Linked DNA regions of Homo sapiens: region 2 is linked to region 1. Evidence: read pairs that join two places in POLR2A ChIA-PET (ENCODE). Cell type or tissue: OCI-LY7. All regions are shown on one strand. Each heading gives the region's core, and the rest is flanking DNA. Links, peaks and the distances in the headings are about the cores only.

Region 1 (5,387 bases), core at 241-5,240:
AAGAATAGTAATATTTAAAATGCATAATACAGATCAAATATAGGTAAAGGGTAAATATGTCAATTATATTTATGCATCCTTTTTATTTGATTTATATATTTTTTAAATCTTAGACCTTTATTGTTTCTAGTGGCCCACTGAAGTAAGTCAGGGGCAGAGGTTAACAACTGAATTTGCTCTTCAGTAATATTATATAACAACCTGAGAGCCCTAAATGAATTCTTATGATTCTCCTAAGTACCTGCTACTTAATATAAAAAGATAACTTCACCCAGGACACTTGGATTTATATTTCTCCCTTGAACATCATCATATATCAAGGACAAGGTGAGATTGTTCTTATTGGGCAGGAAAGAAAAAAACTACCTCCATAAAGTGTTCCATTTTCTTTCTTAATATTAAATCTAATAACTAGGAAATGTTGGGCAGATAGAATGAAAGTCGAAGAGTTAAGGGCATTGAGAACACACAAAAAAAAGAAAAAAGAAAACCAAGCAAAAATGTGGTGGTGAGAATAAGAAGGCAAGGAAATCAGTAGAAGAAAATTGTACAGAGAGAAAAGGGTAGCAAAGAGAGAAGAGAGATCCTAACTAATAAAAAAAAAGTTAGTAACTATTGTATTTTTTGCTAAAGTTAATAATTTTTATTTGTTTAACTTCTAATAATATTGAGTTTTTACCTCCTAGTGGTTTGGCAACCTGGTCACAATGGAATGGTGGAATGATATTTGGCTTAAGGAGGGTTTTGCAAAATACATGGAACTTATCGCTGTTAATGCTACATATCCAGAGCTGCAATTTGTAAGTTCACAATTCTGTGTATCATACTATATGGTGTAAAGAATCATCAATTCACTATTAAAATTTCAAGTGAATGTTAAACAGAAAAACTACATAATGTTGTGGTTTTTGAACATATGGCATTTTGTTTGATACACGAAACAGATCACAGAACTGGATGAAACATTGAAGGTTTTAGAAAACAATCAACATAAATCTGTCACCCCAAAGTCTGTAAAGAGAGAAGGCAAACTAATACAAATGTAGAACTGTGTATGTGGGTTGAGAGGAAAGAACATCACTGTTTGTATACATCTGCACAGGAATGCTCATGGCTACTAGGTACTATAGAGAGTTCTCGGCATGTAACCTGAAATCAACATCATTGGGGGTGTACTTTTCTAGAATTTCCAAAGGGTCTGCTGGCTTCCCCAAAATGTGTGAAGGGATTTCTTCAGGTACGTCTTTTTTAAAAACGAATATAGTGGTCTGAACACTACACAAATTTGCATATCAAGGTGGTTAGTAATGGTTAATTAGGTCTTTGGGATATATATTTAGTCCAGTACACTATAGACAGACATGGATTCAAAGTTAGGCTCTTCTTGTTACTGTGTATGTACTGAATTTGTGGCTTAATGCCAAAGCTTTATATATTCTTATTTGTAAAATGCATATACCATATCTCCCTTGCAGAGGTGTTGACAGGATTGCAGATGATAGGTCTAGGCACGTAACAAGTATTCACTAAATGGAAACCATTATTTTATTTCTGTATTCAAGGGCTGGTACATGATAAACATTCAGGCAATGTCTGAAGGAATATTGGATTTGTATCTTTTTAAAGTAGAGAAACTTTAAAAAGATGTATTCCCCTTTGGCCAAAGGGGAATACATACAAGAAAAGAAACATCTCCCAAGAAATATCGATTGAAATCTTACCTCTAAGAACATCTTACTAAACCTACTATGTTTTCTATTGCTTTTACAGTGTCAAATAGAAACTAAAACTAAACATTTTTCTCCCTGTTTAGGATGACTATTTTTTGAATGTGTGTTTTGAAGTAATTACAAAAGATTCATTGAATTCATCCCGCCCTATCTCCAAACCAGCGGAAACCCCGACTCAAATACAGGAAATGTTTGATGAAGTTTCCTATAACAAGGTAGTAAATATCAGGTGCAGGTGGAAGCTCTGCTTTCAGAAGTGTAATAATGACTATAGAATCAGCAGTTTAAGTCACTGGTGCCAGTTCCTGCTACTTGTTTCACTTTTTATTTGTTCACTTTTCAGACATCACACATGTTCCGTAAAATTTAAGCTTCCTTTAAAAACATACCATACTACCATTTTCTTTATCTCTTTTTTCAACTCTTTTGTTTTTTTTTAAAGGGAGCTTGTATTTTGAATATGCTCAAGGATTTTCTGGGTGAGGAGAAATTCCAGAAAGGAATAATTCAGTACTTAAAGAAGTTCAGCTATAGAAATGCTAAGAATGATGACTTGTGGAGCAGTCTGTCAAATGTAAGTCATATGTTGGGTAACGATAGACTGTTATTTAATCTAGAAAGTAACAGAATAATTGTGAATGTTTATAAATAGCTATATATTGTCAGTCAACCATATTTATTCTGCTTGCTATGTTGTCATGGTCTATAGAAGGCAGCACTTCCCTTTTTCCTCTAACACCACACTAGGATGTCACGCTGGGGTGGCCCCAGGGGCTCACTATTTGACCTGACTTTCTTTGGTTTCTCTTCTACGACTAATCCTACACTTTTATGTTCCCTTGATCTAAAATCTTTAAAATGTTGTAATTTCTACCATATAACACCTAATCTCTGGCAAATTTTAAGGTTGTCAACTGTATTCCCCAATGTGTATATATTTGTTGAGCAAAACTAATCTTCTCTCTTATAAGAAGAAATCTTGCTCAATCTCTAGATCATTGTGCCTATATTTCTAGTGCCTTTACTAGCTGAAATGCCCTTTCTTCTTTCCAACAATTCAAATGCCACCCAACTTTTAAGATCCAGCTGAGATTTCACCTCCTCCTTACAGACTGTTCCAGCCCTCATTCGTTTGCCTGTCTGCTAAATTCTTAGCAGTGCACTTATAATCTGTTCCACATAATAGTACCCTCTTTTATTGTTTTTATTAGTTCAATAATGATAATGTGCTTAAGAACAAAAATTGTGTCTATTCTTTTTTTAATGTGATAGCACCTAGCATATGTTGATCTTATAATAGTGATTAATAAGCAGTTAATGATTGATTAAAGAACTTATGGTCTGTCTTTGGGATTCATGTAGATAATAGGAAAGGCAAAGCAGAAAAATTCAGTTAATTCAGATGATTCTAATAATTATTAAAATATTTTAAAATTTCCAACTGCAAAGAAAATAATTTTTTATAGAACCATTAGACCCAGAGAACTCATACCTGTAATTAGAAGAACCCTAAGTCATTGTAGACAGAAGAGATCCTTTCTTTTTTACAAGCACTTGTGTCCCAGGGACAGTAATAATATTGTTTAATATTTCTGCAGCAGTTTACAGTTTAAAGACACTTTCATGGCCGGGTACAATGGCTCACGCCTGTAATCCCAAGACTTTGGGACACCAAGGTGGGTAGATCACTTCAGGTCAGGAGTTTGAGACCAGCCTGGCCAATTCGTGGAACCCCGTCTGTACTAGAAATACAAACATTAGCTTGGCATGGTGGTGCTTGCCTGTAATCCCAGCTATTCGTGAGGCTAAGGCAGGAGAATCACTTGAACCCAGGAGCTGGAGGTTGCAGTGAGCCGAGATTGCACCACTGCACTCCAGCCTGGGTGACAGAGTGAGACTCTGTCTCAATAATAATAATAATAACAATAATTAATAATAAATAAAAAATCAAAGTTAAAGAATAAAAAGCACTTTCATGTTGATTATCTCATTTGATATTTTTGTGCCCTTATAAAGCACACTTATGGTCCAACTGATGTGTGATTTTGTGGTTAAAGAAACAAAATCCAACAATCAAAAATTATTTCACAGCTCCTATTTTTTACTTGCATTTCTTGAAAATCCTGAGACATATTCAAATACATAGTTTTTACTTACAAAAATACTTATAGGCCTGGTGCGGTGGCTCATGCTTGTAATCCCATCACTTTGGGAGACCGAGGTGGGCAAATTGCCTGAGGTCAGTCTGGCCAACATGGTGAAAACCCATCTCTACTAAAATACAAAAAAAAAAAAAAAAAAAATTAGCCAGGTCTGGTGGATCACCTGTAATCCCAGCTACTCGGGAGGTTGAGGCAGGAGAATCACTTGAATCCAGGAGGCGGAGTTGCAATGAGCTGAGATCACACCACTGGACTCCAGCCTGGTGACAGAGTGAGACTCTGTCTTAAAACAAAACAAAACAAACAAACAAACAAAAAACATATAAAGATGCTCTTTACTATCCATTTCCATCACCCACCGTCAGTGGTCCAGACACACTTTCTCCATGCTTCCGCTTAAGCTTCTCAGCACCAAGTATTGTGTTGCTTCTGTCTCTCATCCCTCTCCATTTCCCTCTCCCTTGCCATGTGTGTGTGCATGTATGTATATTTGTAGACATCAGTTTAGCTCCCCTCCAACACGGAAGAATCTATCATTTGGTGTGCATACTGGCAGTAGAGGGTGGGAGTTAAAAAGAAAATTTGGCCAGCAATTACCAGATCATTTTAGGCCAGCAGTGTAAATTCCTGTGTTATTTTTTGTCACATCATGCTTATAATCATCTCAAAAGATAAAGTAATCATCATTACTCTGTGTTTATAAGTGAGAAAACTGATACTAAGGGACAGATTTGCCCAAAGTCACCAAGTCAGTGAGAAAATCAGTACTTAAAATTTGTCTTCTAAGTCCAATAGTTATTCAATTATATCACAGCTAGTTCCTAGTTTTAAGAAAAGTCCCCCATCAATCTTCCCCTAAAGGTCCTAGATTTTGACCAACTCTCTTCTGACACCAAAGGGCCCTGTAGTATTAAAATAATAAATTACTGAAAATATCTTGCCCACCATTGTGTCACATAAAGTCAATTCTAATACATGTCAATAGCAACTTGAGAATGAGAAGAATTAGTTGCTGTTATTTTTCATAAGATCATTTAAAGGCATTTGAGAGCCTTAGCACATTCTTCATTTTTTCTCATTTGCAGTTGCCCTTAAGTACTGGTTATTCAAGGGTCAATTGCCAAGTTGGTACTTTTCTTAATTCTTATTTTATTCCCAGTTAGTTCGAAATATTGTACACTCATCACATGCTGTTGTGATAGCCACTGTAGGAATACCTTGGTAAACAAAGGTGTTTCCCCTACTGTCAAAGAACTTGTAATATGTCAGGGGAGAGTTAACAGTACTAGACAGAGTTGCCTACATGCTAAATAGGGGCATACATAACATGCAGCATGAAATAATAAAATAGGACCTTTCTTAAGGGAAAGAGAAGAATTGGATAGAAAATTCAACAAATTGATTCTTCCTTAGAACGGTTAATGACTTTATTGAACTTTTTAAGGAAACTTTACACATGCGTATATATAACACAAAGAAATAACTTTTGTGGACT
Region 2 (5,387 bases), core at 287-5,286, 72 kb after region 1:
AGTTGCAGTGAGCTATAATTGTGCCATTGCACTCCAACCTGGGTCACAGAGTGAGACTCTGTCTTACATATATTTGTGTGTGTGTGTGTGTGTGTGTGTGTGTGTGTGTGTGTGTGTGTAGTGAAGAGAAACCTGGCCCTACCAGTGATGGAGTCCTGGCTTTACCACTTAGTATATGTCGGAACCTCAGTTTTCTCAAAGGTAAAATGTGGATAATAACTGCCCTGTCTACTTATATTATTGTAGGAGTCAAATAAGATAAGTGGGTCACAACACTTTTCAAACTATGAAGTGCTTTATTAATAAAGAGCTCATTGCTATTATATTAAATAATTAGGTTAGAAGCTTCAAAATCATAAGACAATAAACGTGTCTTTAACTTTTCAGCAAAGCACACTAGTCTTTCTCTTTAAGATTCATTAGCATAATTTCCCCCTCATGCCTTAAAAATGATGTTTCATTGTCATTCACAGCACACATTAGTAGGTAAATTCTTAAAATATGAAAAGTCCAGAAACCTTGTTTTGCCTTTAACACCAAAAATACCAAATCACTTACGTAAGCAACAACTCTGGCCTCTTGACGTCTTTTAGGGTCAGCTGGAACAATGTCCGTGGAGAACCCTCAGGTATAGTGGAACTTTAGATATTATCTGTTTCACAGAGATTTTGACACACAGATTTTACATTTTAAGTCATCTGACTTCTAAGACATTTGTCAAATGGCTGCCTTGATATAAAAACACTATAACTGCTCCCAAAACATCCCTAAGAATTAAGTGTCTCTAAAGGCCATGTTCATGTACTATACTGCATTTACACAGTAAAACTCAACGTACTGGATGACAGCTACAATTTGTAGCCTGGCTATTATTATTATTTTTTTTTTTTGGTAGAAGCTGGGTCTCACTGTGTTGTCCAGAGTGGTCTTAAACTCTTGGCCTCAAGTGATCCTCCTGCCTCAGCCTCCCAAAGTGCTGAGATTACAGGTATGAACCACTGTGCCTGGCGTCTTCACTATATTTTATGTCTTCTAAACCATAATTGACTTGAATTATCAACCAGCTTTGAGGAAAGAAGAGGAAAAGTAGTAAGTATATAAAAAGTAGTTCTCAAGAATCAGTGTCTAGTAGAACTGAAAGGCAGTGACTCAGATCCCATAGTCACTGAAATACTACTAAGTCCTCCTGATTTAAGATCCAGCCCCACAGCAGGTATTAGAAGGACCTTGTTAACCTTATAGACAGTGTATGAATTTTATCTTATTCCAAGCCTCCAGTAAACCTGGATTCAGCCCTTGAAGAGTTTATGCATGGACATGGAGGTAATTTTTGTTTATACTTCATTTTAATATATTAGATTATTGCTACTTTCATTTCAACATTTATGGCAGGTTTCTTCCCTGCTAGGCACCAGGAATACAAAGATGAATGAGGTTATGAACCTCTCCTTGGAGGAATTATTCATATTTGGAGCAAAATTTATAATTGCAGTTTACTTATGCAGAAATTCTTTTTTTCTACAGCATAAACCGGGCCTTGAGAGTTTCCTAAACCTTCTATCCTCAACTTCTAATTCTTGAACAGCAAAAAGTTACCAGGATTGAAATGTATCCGTTATTCTAGAAAAGTAAATGTAGAGCAGGTTTTGGAACTCAATATTTCATCCTAAATGTGAAAGACTGTATAGGCAAATAGTGTGCATAATTTCCTTTTTCCAGGGTTGAGGGGCTGCCAGTGGTGTGTAGTGGGGAGAGAGTGAAGTGACTCATAATTCTGGAATGATTGTTTTGATCTCCTCCTGTAGCCTCTGTAGGATACTGGCAGGGCAACCAGCATAATTAACACTACACAGTCTAATTATAAACAAAACTCTATGTACAGTGGCTACCAAGAAGCAAGCCTGTACTGGATAATCCCCCAAGTTGGCAGGATTACTTTTAGAATGATTATTAGATAGTGTCGTTTACTATAAATCAAGTTGTTTTTCTTTGATTGTCCAGGGACTTACCCTGGGGGGAAAGTGAATATAATAATATTTGTGGAAGTCTTCTGGGTTATTTTTTTCAGGGCCCATTTAAGGATTTCTTTATTGCAGTTCTTATAACCTTTTTGTCTTAAGAGAACATTTGTACATCTTACTATGTATGGCGTACTCTTTTAGGGAGAGTAGGAAAATTGGTCAGAGTAAGACATTTGTTCCAATAATAGTTGGATTGGTTTTTTTAAAGGTGAAAGAAACTAGGAATTTGAAAAGATTACATTGGACCGGTATAATAAATAAAGAGGGAGAAAAAAAGCCTATGGGCTGCAGAGAAGAGGATGGGATAAGGGGACAAAGTGAAGTGGCTATAGCTGCCATGCATGCTTGAGAGAAACCAAGATGTTTGTAACATGTGTATGGTCTCACATGCTGTTCAGAGGCAGAGCAGGCACTGTGCGTGGTTGTATGTGCTTTAGGGATTTGTGGAAGCATGGCTGAGAGCTGAGGACCAATTTAGTTTGTTTATATACAGGGCCACTGGGTCTCTTAGATTTAGAACAAAGATCCTAGCTGTGGAGATTTGTTTCACATAGCTGTGACCTGAACAACTGCAGAATGGTTATATTTATGCAAAATGAGCCTCAGAATTGTGATTACCTCAAATGAAGTAAGAATTTTAAATCAGATACTTCAAAATGAGGGCTTTTTTTCCTATCCAGAAAAACTCAGTTAAAATTTAAGTGGACACTTAAAAGGAGTTTCCCTTTTTAAGAAAGAAATACAGAAATCCAAATACAAAAATGAATGTTAAGTAGTTTTTTGCTTAAGAATGCTTGCTTTTTTTTTTTTTAACTTTTGATGAGCTCATAAGAAGTTTCCTTTAAATAGCAGTTCTGTAGTTCATTTTAAATATTTGGATTTACAAAGAAAATTTCCCTAGCTTTTTACTTGAAAGGAGAGGGAGAACATACTGTATTTTTCTAAATTTGGGCATAACTGGTATTATTACTGGCTAAATAATTTTGTGTTTGCCAGATAGTCTTGAAAGAGGGACAGATGTAAGACGGCTGGGCTTGTTAAAAGATCTCTGTCTCTAGCCTGTGACCCAGTTCTGATTTGTCCCTTTAAATTACCTAACTAGACTTTTGAGAAGTGAAAAATTGGTTTTGGAGATGCACCAGGACAATGGTATGTGTGGATTTTTGGGCCAGTTTCTAGGAGAATATGAGTTAGAGCCGTCCACACTACTTTCCTGCCCTCTAGCAGCATTTTTTGCATTATTTTTCAGTTGTTTATCTGGTTTCTATTTTGTTGATTTTTGCCCTGTTTTTTTTTTATTATTTTTTCTACTTAGGTTTAATTTGGTATTCTTTTCTAGGTTCTTAGGGTGGAAATGTCGTTATTTTTAAACCTTTTCCCAATATAGGCATTTAAAGCAATAAATTTTCTTGAATTTTGATATATTATGTTTTTATTATTATTTATTTCAAATATTTTATATATTCCTTGTGGTTTCTTCTTTGACTTATGGATTACTTAAAGTCTTTTGTTTTTATTTTCCAAATATCTAGGGATTGTTTACCTAATTTACTAATTGATTTTTTAATTGTTTCCATTGTGTTTAGAGAACAAAGTCTCTAAAAAGCATATTTCAGTCTTTTGAAGTTGATTGTGATTTATTTTATTTTATTTTGCTTTATTCCATCTTGGTGAATGTTTCATATGTATTTCTGCAGTTGTTTGATTTTATATTCTGTGAATGTCAGGTCAAATTAGTTAATAGTATTGTTCCGATCTTCCGTGACCTTACTTATTTGTTGTCTACTTGTTCTATCAGTTATGAAGAGAAAGGATATGGTTGTGGATGTTTTTGTTTGTTCTATTCTTCATAAAAAACTTCTTTTTGAAACACTGTTATTAGGTATACATATTTAAGATTGATATCCTGCTGAATTTCTCCTTTTATCATCATAAAATATTCTTCTTTGTTAATCTATTTGTGTCTAAATTTAAAATGCATCTCTTACAGACAGTGTATATAGTTGTTTCTTGCTGTTTTGTCCCCATTGTGACAGTCTCTGTTACAATGTTTAATCCATTTACAGTTAATGCATAGGTCAGGTTTAAGTCTACCATGTTGCCACTGTTTTCATTTGTTCCTTTTGTTTTTGTTTATCTGTTTCTCCTTTATTCATTTTTTTTGGATTAAGTGGGCAATTTTAGTATTTCATTTTATTTTCTCTATTGGATTCTTAACTATGCATCTTTTTAAAATCACTTTTTCAGTGTTTCTTCTAGGATTAATAATATGCATCATTAAGTCTGTGTATAGTCAGTATTGTACCATTTCACATTCTATACCTGACCCTTCTTCCTTTCTGCTTAATTTCTCTTACTCAACTTCTGTATTCTCTGTGCTTTTGTTGTCTTTTATTTTTTGGTTTTAAGCATACAGTTTTTAAAGATAGTCTTTTAAGGAAATTATAAGAAGAATAAAGAATGTACACCTTTTATTTTAACATGTATTATTTCTGGTATTCTCTCCTTCCTGAAGATCTGAGTTTCCGTCTGGTAGTAGTTCCCTTCATCCTGAAGAACCTCCTTTAAAATTTCTTGTAGTATACATCTACTTGAGGAAAATGTGTTCTAAATGAATTCTGTAAGCTGTCATTTATTTGAAAATGTCTTTTACTCTTGATTTTGAAGCATATTTTCACTGTATGTGCAAAGTTGAGTTTAGAATTTTCTTTGTCTTCCAACTCTTTAAAAATGCTCTATCATCTTCAGGCCTCCACCGTTGACATGAGAAGTTAGTGTATGTACTGTTGTTCATCTGTATGTAGCATTGTTTCCAGGTTCTCTTAAAGGTTTTCTTTTTATCTTTAGTTTTAAGCAGTTTTGACCATGATGTGCTTAAGACATTATTATTTGTGTGTGTGTGTGTGTGTGTGTGTGTGTGTGTGTGTGTATTTATCTTTTTGGGGGTTTGCTGAACATTTTGGATCTGGTAAGTGGTGTTTTTCATCAAACTTAATAATATTTTAACTATTATTTCTTCAGATATTTTCTTCTGCTGCATTCTCACACTCCTTCTGTGGCTCCTGTTAGATACATGTTAGACTGTCTGATACTGTCCCCCAGATCCCTGATGCTGTGTTTATTTTTCTTCAATCCTTTGTCTCATTGTTCTTCAAATTGGTAATTTCTAATGATCTGTCAAGTTTATGGACTCTTTCTTTTGCTGTCTCCAATCTGCCATTAAGTCCATTTAGTAACTTTTTCATTTTATTTATTGAACCTTTTTCTCCTAGATTTTTCTTTTTTCCCTCTCATTTAGTTCTTTTTTAGTCTTGATTTCCCCACGGAGAGTCTCATCTATTCACATATTCTCATTTTTTCCTTTTT

The links. ChIA-PET counts read pairs that join two places held together with the same protein. Peaks named below come from ENCODE experiments on the same cell type or tissue, not always from the same donor. Only the 100,000 strongest peaks of a DNase experiment are listed, where the experiment ranks them.
Region 2: POLR2A ChIA-PET joins it to region 1 with 6 read pairs; 6 of 35 experiments call an interaction of 5 or more read pairs at or near these places.

The regions. Positions count from the first base shown.
Region 1 is chr5:96,894,560-96,899,946 of GRCh38, forward strand. It overlaps ERAP2 (endoplasmic reticulum aminopeptidase 2), which reads left to right. Exons shown (of 19, transcript NM_022350.5): 7 at 687-800; 8 at 1,814-1,945; 9 at 2,173-2,304. It also overlaps a transcript of ERAP1 not described here. Among named protein-coding and RNA genes, the nearest start is that of ERAP2, 21 kb to the left of the region's middle. RefSeq lists an enhancer at 2,567-2,626. In OCI-LY7, for the core only: CTCF peaks have their summits at 2,402 and 2,602; DNase peaks (open chromatin) are centred at 1,992 and 2,462; H3K4me3 peaks cover 1,515 bases; H3K27ac peaks cover 1,720 bases.
Region 2 is chr5:96,966,435-96,971,821 of GRCh38, forward strand. The region is part of intron 1 of LNPEP (leucyl and cystinyl aminopeptidase); the gene reads left to right. Among named protein-coding and RNA genes, the nearest start is that of LNPEP, 33 kb to the left of the region's middle. In OCI-LY7, for the core only: no CTCF peak of the experiment used is centred there; no DNase peak of the experiment used is centred there; H3K4me3 peaks cover 2,833 bases; H3K27ac peaks cover 2,466 bases.